Linked DNA regions of Mus musculus: region 2 is linked to region 1. A link is a loop called in an ENCODE intact Hi-C map of the cell type or tissue named here. Cell type or tissue: gastrocnemius. All regions are shown on one strand. Links, peaks and the distances in the headings refer to the core of each region. The heading gives the core; the rest is flanking DNA. Region 1 has its middle 18 kb from the start of D630010B17Rik. Region 2 has its middle 59 kb from the start of Adamts20.

The links. Peaks named below come from ENCODE experiments on the same cell type or tissue, not always from the same donor. Only the 100,000 strongest peaks of a DNase experiment are listed, where the experiment ranks them.
Region 2: a loop joins it to region 1, with 24 times the contacts of the local background. A loop is called at or near these places in 7 of 42 quality-filtered maps.

Annotation. Positions count from the first base shown.
Region 1 is chr15:94,262,744-94,268,122 of GRCm38, reverse strand. No RefSeq gene overlaps it. Among named protein-coding and RNA genes, the nearest start is that of D630010B17Rik, 18 kb to the right of the region's middle. In gastrocnemius, for the core only: no CTCF peak of the experiment used is centred there; DNase peaks (open chromatin) are centred at 3,422, 3,808, 4,054, 4,725 and 2 more places; H3K4me3 peaks cover 610 bases; H3K27ac peaks cover 1,094 bases.
Region 2 is chr15:94,460,623-94,466,001 of GRCm38, reverse strand. No RefSeq gene overlaps it. Among named protein-coding and RNA genes, the nearest start is that of Adamts20, 59 kb to the right of the region's middle. In gastrocnemius, for the core only: a CTCF peak has its summit at 2,529; DNase peaks (open chromatin) are centred at 2,074 and 2,519.

The DNA.
Region 1 (5,379 bases), core at 324-5,323:
TTTACAGCTCCTGATTGGTTGCTTGAGAGGTTGGCGCAGACTGGGTGGTGGGACTGCTTCCTGATTGGCTGCCCGTGTGGGATGGTATTTTTCTGGAATTGACTTGTTTTGGACTTTTCCAGTGCTGGGAAACAGAAACCCCAAACTTCCAGTTTGCAGCCTGTCATGGAGTCAGTCTGGCTCTGGCTAGCAGTCCTCTCACATGCTCCTCACACAGTCAAAAAGGACCCGCACTGAAATCTCAGGGAAATTACACGATCTTCCTCAGATCAAGAGGTCAAATACCGGGAAGTAGGTGGTGTGTACAGTACTTTGCCAAGGCAGGGAGCAGATACTTAGGACAGAGCTGTCCATTCTCAACTTCCTTACGGATGACCGAAGTACACTCTAGAGGAGTTAAACCAGTTATAACTGTCAAGGGCTGGGGTATGGCTCAGTGGTAGTCTCTTTTCCTACAGTTCATGAGGTCAAGGAAGAAAACAATGACAATTGGCAGGGCATTAAAATATTACCCTTTTCACGTGTGCAGTAACATACAATTTCCCCTCTAAATTTATATTTATCTCATTACTAGAAAATATGGGAACCCTTTTGTGTGTCTGAGTCCCTTGTATGTGTATGTGTGTGTAGATATGAAGTCTCTTTCTGAATATATATATTCAGATATATACACATATATCTTACTGTGTAGCCAAGGCTGGCCTGAAGTTCATGATAGTTATCGCTCTAGTTGGCAGCACGAACCTGGGAGAGTGGAGCCTAAAAGGAGTAAAGTCTCATTAATAGCCAAGTTTATTTAAGGCATCAGACGATTTGTATTCTGAGGGTTAAGCAAGATCTAAGGCAAAGGTCACATGAGTTTAGGTTGCTCTACAGTCATGTGGCCAGCCTGTGCTTGGAAACACCAGCTAAGTAACAATGGTACCTATCTTAGTCAGGGTTTCTATTCCTGCACAAAACATCATGACCAACAATCAAGTTGTGGAGGAAAGGATTTATTCAGCTTACACGTCCACAGTGCTGTTCATCACCAAAGGAAGTCAGGACAGGAACTCACACAGGGCAGGGACTTGGATGCAGGAGTTGATGCAGAGGCCATGGAAGAGTGCTGCTTACTGGCTTGCTTCCCCCAGCTTGTTCAGCTTGCTTTCTTATAGAACCTAAGACTACCAGCCCAGGGATGGCATCACCCGCAATGGGCCCTCCCCCTTGATCACTAATTGAGAAAAGGCCTTACAGCTGTATCTCAGAAGCATTTCCTCAAGGGAGGCTCCTTTCTCTGTGATAACTCCAGCTTGTGTCAAGTTGATACACAGAACCAGCCAGCTCAGTCCCTGTAATCATAAGTAAAGCCACTCTAACTTACACCCGGTGGGGGGGGGGGGGGCACAGAGGCACATTCTCAAAACAACCCACGTTCTGGAGAGATAGAAGTCACAAAACTTTTCGTCTCCATTTTCTTGGAGTTTCCTCACGAGCACTCTCAAGTCTGACATAGCCTCGCTTGTGAGCCGTGTTCCGACCATGATCGTCTTGCCTCTGCTGTGCCAGGGCTGCTGTGACTATGTGCGCCACTCCTGGAAGTCTGAATGCACACACATGGGTTTTACTGTGTTGTTTTGACATTTGAAACAGGGTCTCGCTGTGTATGGTAGGCAGTGCTCACACTCTGGCACATCGACATCCCCACTGCTGGGGTTCCAAGGACGGAGCACACACCGGGAGTTGCATTAGGAATTTGTCGTTGGAGTGCTTGGTGGCTCTAATCAGAATCTGAATGAGAAAACAGAGAAGACCAGTTGGAAGCTGGCGCTGCCAGTCTCCTGGCTGGTTTGTTGTTTTGTTTTGCCTTCTCCCTTTCCTGCATATTTCAAAGCATTACTGCTTTGCCCAAATGTTTTGATTTCCTTCTGTCCCAGAGTCTCAACAGACAGCATTATTTTTGTTCTGAAACCAATCTCTTCAGCATCCTGCATCTTTTTCTACCTCTCCTCTTGCCCAGTCTCTGATCAAAAAGACAAAAAGAAGACTTCTAAATAAAAGTGAACTGCATGCACACCCTCATACTATATAATTCTCACCGTGTTTTTACAGGGCACCATCATCTTCCCAGACCAAAAAAAAAAAAAAGGGCTTTTTTGTTGTTGTTTTGTTTTGTTTTTGTTTGTTTTAGTTTTTGGTTCGGCTCTGTCCTTGGCTTGAGGACAACTCCATATTAACCTTAAGTACCACCAGAGACGTTACTCTACAGTGACGACATCGCCACCTGCTGGCCACTCGTGGTCATGCTGCTGGAGGACTTGGAAGGCTGCCAAGGTCTACTTTTGCTGGAGTTTCTGTCACAGTTCTGCACAGTTCGTTTCCAGGCATCATTGTCCGGTCTCTATGTCCAGACAAAAACCCATATCTATGTCACGACCACGAGCATGTCTTTCTTTTACAGCTCGGATGTTGGAATGGTCTTAATACTATCAAATATTGCCTGACCAGAAGCAAATAAAGAATTTATTTTTGGTGTGGTAAGTTTTTTTCTGATGCCTTTATTCCGTAAAGAGAACTAAGTTGGAGCACAGGCAGAGGTGTTTCAGACCAGCATGCAGCTGTAGGGAAGAAGGTACATTAAGCAAGCCGACAACTTGTTTCTTAAGAGTTGAAGCAGGGGTTTGAAGTAATAAGCTCTAAGGTGTCTTTCACCGAATGAGTAGGTCCTTCTTGCCTGGTGTGTGGGCTGGCTGAGTTGATGAATACGGTTAGTATTAGTATGCACAGAGGGGAGGGAAAAACCCACTCTGGGAGTGGCACAGCCAATCAGCTCATTTCTACTTTGTTATAACAGAAAAGCTGTTCAATGTACAGATGTTAAAACAGAGACATAGCACACTTTTTTTAATCTATTGTTTCTGAGGCAAGGAAGCCTCATTTCTCGAGTATGGTCTGTAACCTACTGGCCTGAACCTCCATGTTCTAAGTTGTAGAGTGAATAGATGGTATGTAGCCCCGCTTACTTTCCTGACAGAAAAGGTACAGAGTTAAGAGAGCTATTTTTATAGGAGCATGTTTTTGTTATTTGAAGGTGTCAAATTAGCTATCTGATCTTTTTTAAAAAAAAATTAGAAAACACTTTGGAAAGTATTTCGGTGAGGAGGGCTCCAAGCTCCAGCTCTCTTTACAGACATCATTTTAAGGTGTCAATAGTACCTATTTCATTTTGTTTTGCCTCAAGCATTAATGTGTAAAACCCTGGAAGTATGTCAGAAACCAACACGTTTTCATATATGTTACCTAAGCCATTTGGCATCATGACCTATGACGTTGGGTAACAAGTAGTGAACTGATCTTAAAGCCTAAAATCATTTCATGGGTAAGGCAGATGGAGCCCAGGCCGCAGCCTTGGTGGAACGGCTTTCTGCTGTGATGACCATGACAGGTCACTTTGAGCTGTCTGGTGCTCTCATCTCTGCACAGCCCCACTGCTCCTGATCTGTTCTGAATCAGGAGTCGCTCTTCACCTTAGGAAGTATTAGCCAGCTTGTGAATTAGATCCTGAGATTCGTCTCATTTATCATGTCTGCCCCTTCTGGCTTTATCTTCTGATTTTCCTTCCTGAATATCCACTCCTTTTTATTGTTAACCTCTCTCGTTTTCACATGCCACACAATTAATGTCATAGGACGGTCTGCGTCGTCACCACTTTGCACAGACAGCATGGTTAACACTTTCTATGAGGCCTCATCAAACATGTAACCCAGATGGAAGGAAAGATGGTCTCAGTGTGGCATGGCAATTAAGGTGCCAGCCAAACTGGCACACAGCCAACTTCCAGAGTTCCAGCAGCAGGAAGCCAGCCTCAAAGGCAGCCTCTCTCCTACTTCCTCTTTTAGTGTTACCTCTTAATTTTGGCTCTTCTTCATATCATTTCATAAAACTGGACATTGAAAGGAACCCTATTTTGCTTTGACAGAATTAAATAAACACAATAATGATTTTTCTATACCAGTGCCAAAGATGACAGATTTGAGCAAACATGCCAGGATGCTTCTACTTGCACTGAGGGTGGTGGGCAGGAATCATCCCAGACATTTCCTGCTTATCTGTCGGCCTCCCTCCAAAAACTCTTAATACGGGTCTCCTGGTAATCACTTCTAATCTGTCAACGTTGGCAGATTGTAGGATGTTTGTATGCTTCCTCCAAATAAGTCCTAGATAGCTAGAGAGAACTGAATCTCCTAGTGCCTAGACTTATGACCCAACCGGATATGGAAAGAGAATTCCCAAACTTCTTTATTAAATAAAAGACCAATTAGGACCCAAGAATGGTGGAATGAGTTGACATTCTCCTGTTACACAGAATATACTGGGATTTGAGGAGGAACAAGATAAAAAGTTGCACCAGAAAGGAATTTGCATGAAATGTACAACAAAGACAATCTAGTGCCTTGCTAGATGCATTCCTGAAGGGATGCCCTCTTTCACCTTGGTGCTCAGCTCAGGTCTCTTCTTACGTTCCACAAATGCCTCATTTTTATCTCGTGTTTCCCAGTAGAAAGTCTGAGAATATCAGGTTCCTTCTGCATGCCCCTTGTGCGGTGGACACGGGCAATTGACTCACCTCCACCAGCTGGAACCTGTGTCGTAACTGTAGTCACAAGTTCGCACATATTACATTGAGGCAGCGTGGTCCTCACTAGTGACAGATGGTGCATGGGTGATGGCTCCACCCTGGGCCCAGAGGAAGCCGCAGGAACTTCAGAGGCAGCACAACACATCCATCAAGCAAGCAGTATTCCGAACCACAGCTGATATGGCAGCAAGCCACTGTTTCCAGGGTTAGAGCGAGTTGGGTCCCTTTTCTCTGATTCTAACCAGATCAGCTTTATTTTTTCTTCTTCTTCCTATTTTGGAAGAATATTACAAATGTACTTAATCTCGTGTTTTAAGTAAATAAAGGTATGTTTGGGATTACACCTCTGATTGGTGGCATCAGACATGACAAACAGTATGCTTTATATGTGTAAATCAACGACACCTTTTTACACAGTTTTTGAGGATTTCATACAAGCAGATTATGTATTTTGACCTAGGTCACCCTACTCCCTTCCCTTCAGCTTCCCCTCTAGTCACTTATAACTACTCTCCTCTCCCAACTTCATGTATGTGCTCTTTCTTTAAAAGAAGCAGAAGCAGGAGGAGGAGGGGGAGGGGGAGGGGGAGGGGGAGGGGAAGAAAGAAAGAAAGAAAGAAAGAAAGAAAGAGAAAGAGAGAGAGGGAGGAAGGAAGGAAGGAAGGAAGGAAGGAAGGAAGGAAGGAAGGAAGGAAGGAAGGGAGGGAGGGAAAGAAAGCAAAACCAAAACCAAACAAAAAGACTATTGAATGTACTTT
Region 2 (5,379 bases), core at 280-5,279, 200 kb before region 1:
CTACTTTTATAAGTAGTGTAAGCATATCATGGTAAATAGGACAATATTTGCAATGTAATAGAGAGACAAATAAGCTGATAGCAAATAGAACAGTTCTGCCTTCTGAAGTGTCTCCTTGTTCCTTTGTTGCCTAGCTCATACGTATGCACCAGGTTTCTTGTCCCAACCTTCTCGACATGTTTAGGCACCTAGGTGTTCTCTCTACACAGTATTATTTGGCTGGCACCCCCATCTTAAAGAACCTGACCTAAGGTTGAACTCGAGTTAACCAACAAGCCTGCATCTAGCATCAGTTTCCAGGTTACTCCCCAACAAACTGGCGCCTAGCGCTAGTTTCCAGGTTAGTCTCTAACAAGCCTGCCCCTGGCACATCACTTCCTAACAACCACCAATCAGGAGGAAAGCAGAAGTTAAGTTTATGGTTTGGCTCTCAGCGCCAGCCAATTATTTTAAAGGGCAACAGAATTCCACAAGAGCCACCCTACTCCCCACCCCCAATCAGATGTGTGCCAGGCTAGAAACCCCCTTGCTTGTTTGCTTACTTCTATAAACGCTTGCTTGAAACTGGGCTCTGGGCTTTCCCCTCTCGTCCTGCTGCATCAGGAACAGCGTGAACCCAAGCTTGAGCTCGAATAAAAAGACCCTTGTGCGACTGCATCGACGGCATCCGGGGCAGCTCCTTGGTGATCTATTAAGGTTCGTGAACGGGCACAGCAGACCGATTCTCAGCACTCAGGCGAGCTGTGTGCTGTTTGCCTCTTCACCTTTGTGCTAGAAGCACCAAGCAGTTAGGAGTTACAGATGGATAGGCTGAACACGAGACAGGATAATCTCTAAGAGAGCAAGGGAAACCGGAAGTGCATAGTGAATAATCCGGTGACAACTGCTCGTAGAAAGCCAGGAGATCTGAGGAGTGAACAAAAGTAAGCCAGAGAACGAGCGGTGCGAGCGTCAAGAGTGTGTTGCTAAGAGGCTTAGTGGGCAGGATGTGTGGCTGCTGCAACCATGGCGCTAATAACTGAATGCACTGTTGTATTTGGGGAGAGTACAGAGTACATAGCATGGTAGACGTAAAGCGAGCCACGGCCATATTTTTGAGACGGAACTGCCTTTTATTTCAACATACCATATCATATCAGGAAACTCTTAAAGAAGGGTGTTTTTAAACGAACTGGTGATGTTTACAGACATTCCTATTTCCTTCTTCAGTATGAAAATGTGCTCAATAATTTGATCACTAGTCTCACGTGTTAAAAGACAGTCCACATTTCAAGAGTGTCTGAAGGTAAGGTTTATTGTGGCTGACTGAAGCTTACCTCCTCTGTAAATCTTGAAAGACCACTTGCAAAACACAGACCGTGTATTTCTCTTCTATCTTTTTTTTTTTCTATCAGATTCTGGCAAAAGAACACTTCACATCCAGAATTATAAGCATAGAATACTTGGCTAGTGAGAAAAGCATTGGTGATCTATTTCTGCCTTAAGCTTACAGCCCAGCGGAAGCGAAGGAAGGGAGTCGATCTATGTTGATGACTTCTTCCTTTCTAGCTTCCTAATCGGTTATCTATTAATCATCCTTGCAGGGGAGAAATGATGAAGTTCATCTCTGGTCCTTCCTCCCAGCCCTATGCTCCTAGAAATAAGACTCAGACTCAAGATATATTTATAAATAACTTGGTCATACAGCTAAGCTCTTCTCTGATTAGATATAACTTAAATTGTCCTACGTATTCTAGCGTACATTTTACCTGTGCTCAGGTACCATGGATTTGGCTCATCGTATCTTCTGTTGAATCTTCCTCCTGCCTTTCTCCGCATACCCTTTCTTTCTCCTGGGTATCCCATCTCTATTTTCTGCCTAAGCCACAGGCCATACACTTTTTAACAGACAGGTGATGCACAAGTTATTCTCTCTTGTGAGGAAGGAGGATAGCCAATAAAGGACAGGGATGTGGTGGGAAGGAATCCCTGTACAGATCTCACTGATAAACAGCTCTCGGCTACTCTTACAAGTGAGCAGTTGGACTGGTTGCTTTGTGAGAGGACTTAGGGTGAGCTAGGACTCTGTGCCAAGTACCTGCTGTGTTTTTCTGGGGAATTGAAGACCCAGCTTTTCCTTCTTGGAGCTCACTGGCTAGTGGTAGAGAGTCACGTGATGTCCTTTACACCAGAGTGGCTAGGTGACTTACTCTGATCTGATCAACCTCAACGATGCAATTTATATGATCTCGGCAGCGTTCTAATACAACCTTAAATTCATTTGGTTCATTTAAAGAACTTCTTAAAACAAAGATTTGGAGCCCAGAGTTCTCTTAAAGTGTCCTGAAGTTTATTCTGAGCAAAATAATGGCAGAAAATTGGCCTCATAGGAGGGACCCACGAAACAGCCCCCTTTAGATGAGGCAACCCCTATAGTGCTGTTGTTCCTTCGGGAGAGCACCTGGCCAACTCCTGTGGGTCCCTGCATTTATTACTGCTGCTGCTCTTCTGTCCACCAGCAGCTGCCAATAGCATTCTGCATCAGGTCCCCAGGTGGCAGTGTTCTCAGGCCTTTCATGGAGGGTGTACAAAGTCAGATGACATGTCCCTCTCCATGGTACTAATAGTTCTGTCCTGGGACCATGCAATGTTTTCCAGTCCTGTGGTGCCTGCAGCCCTCCTTGGTTTTTTGTTTGTTTGTTTGTTTGTTTGTTTTCAATATCTGGGGCAGTCAGTTTGGTCTTCATCCGAGTAAGACAACCTTTTAAAAGGTTCACTAAGACAGAGAAAGGGTTTTAATATATCCCACTAAAGGGAAAAGGCATTTCAGGTAGGTAATGCTGGATACAGCCCCTAGAACAGGCAAGTGCTACCTCTTGAAGGCTGTTTATCCTTCATCCAGAAAGATGAGGTCTGTCTGTGAGTCCTGTGTTTTCCCCACTGTGACAGACATTCACATGAACTCTCCACAAAGCAACATTACAAACCTATTCTTCCCCTGAGCTATTATTATACCCTTGTTATCCATGTAAAGTTGGGCTTGCAACAGTTTGAGGAAATATGAAGATGTTAGCCTTCCATTAGAAAATGAGTCTGGAAACTTGCATAGGTGGGCTGATCATTTAATAGTCAACTACTGAATAGTTTCTGGAAAAACCGTCACCCGCAAACATCGAAATTTCCAGAATTAAGATGATAACAGCATTAAAAGCCACCCACAAATCTTGGAAAACCTGCCCTCCAAGCACCATTCCTGGCCTGGCATTTCCGTGACCTTGTAACGTGAGGTAAACGCCCCACAATAGAAATAAGTTGTGGAGAAGATGCATGGTTTCTCTTAGTTCTTCCTCCATAACAAGATATTACATAATAGAAGTGGAGAGCATCGAACACAGACAGCCTGTTTCACTTTTGCACATTAAACTCTTGACCAGAAAAAATTGCATTGTGCTCAATCAGCTCCCATTATGTCACAAGGCTTTGATCTATGGGATCTCTTATCTGCTGCAGTCTACATAAAATGAATGAGAACTCTCCCTTTCATCTCTGTGAGCTTTGCCCCGTGGATCTCGCTTGCTTGGCCCTACTCCCTTTTAAACTCTGATTGTCCCTTACATTGCTTCCTGGTGTGGATTCTTTTCTCCTTGGAGAACCCAGTCCCTTTATCCCTTTCTACAAAAGAGCCCAGCAGATGTCAGCTCACATTTGTCAAGCCCAAACCACATAATCTTTTTAGCATGGGATATTTTACTACGTCATCTTGGGGGCTCTCTTTCTACCATTTTTAATTAATCTCCAAAATTGCTTAGTAAATGAACTACATGATCAAGAAACATTTGAGAAACCTTGAGGGGAGGACACGGATTCTTTTCTCCATCTCATTTCCATAATGGGGAACATTTAATAAGTGAACTGTGGTGGTCCATTGTCTGAGTGAGTGCTATAATTTTAGAACATAGGGCACTATATTTTAAACTTAATTGCTCAAGTTAAAAGAAGTAATTCGTGAAGTTTTGACCTTCAGGATGCTGTAGGAACGTGTGAACATCACTGTAAGATGGCTATTTCTACGTGGCAGAACTCATTACTACTGTAGGATATTATTTTGGTAGCAGTAAAGAAGTTGAAAAATAATTACGCTTGCCTTTGGGCAATAGTTTCAGTTTTCTAATAGTATTTAATCAAAATCCTTATTAAAACATACAATTAATACCTCACTCTTTCCTGGGAGGGTTTGTGATTTATTCTAAATGCACGAGCAACTTAAAAAAATATATTTTCTTTAAAAGCCACAGAGTTGAAATGAGTCCTGTAATTGAGAGTTTAAAATTGGTTCTACTTTTAAAAACCATAGTAATGTACTCCAAATATTATATTCTTAAAACATTAGCACTCCTTTTTTTTTTTTTTTTTTTTTTTTGCAAACTCTTCAAAGCCAGTTTCTTTCTTCGTCAAGTAAACAGCTTATCCTTTATGACCTGGACATAAGAAAACACTGATGTTTCCTCTAATCACTGTGAATGTAATGTGTTTCTCCATGAGTTCTCTCTGTGTCAACTGCTGCAGGAATCTTCGAGGAAGCCTTCGGGGAAATGACTTTGAATGTTTCTAAGACTGACACAGGAGCACACTCATACTAATCACTAACAGCTTAGAGTGAGCCAACTCGCTTCGCAAGTGCATACCGCTGAGAACAGTATACCAACTGAATTCTTAGAGCAGTCTGTTTGGCTCTTTGAGTCTTAGTCGAGGCTGATATTGCGATTTCCTTAAGTAACTAAAAAGCAGTTCATATGAGGCTTTCACCGAATGTGAGACTTCCTGACCGAGTTCTTAATTTCTGAACACAAAGAATGAAAAGCCAGGGTCGGCAGCTCACAAAGCCATCAGGCAGAGCTAAGTTCTGCAGCGGGCAAGGATAGGTTTGATAGACTAACTTTATAAAGGCTGTTTGATTTAACATAAGGGGAGTAAATTTATGTTCCGGTTAGTTTAGTTAGAAAGGGACTCTTTGCCTTGCTTCATTGAAATTTAAGTTCCTTTCAGACTGTATATTATTAGCAGATTCCTGGGTGTCAGCGTGTAAGACATAGCTGGATAAGGGCAGCAAATGGAAGGTGTTTCCAAGTATTGTGACTGCTGAGAATTACTGAGTGGGGGAGTTCTCCGAGTTCTTTTCTGAAGTGCTGCAGAGGCAGAAAAAAGGCTTTATCTAGGATTTATGGATTTTTCTATGAACATATTGTTAATTTCTTTATAAGGGTTTCTTGTATAACGGTCTGGTCAGCTGCTGTTAATTTAGACAAAGTTACTTATTTATTGTTCTTGATATATTATCCAAATATTTTCTTTGGGGAGGATTTTTTTTTAGATTTATTTATTTTTGTTTTGTGTGTCTGT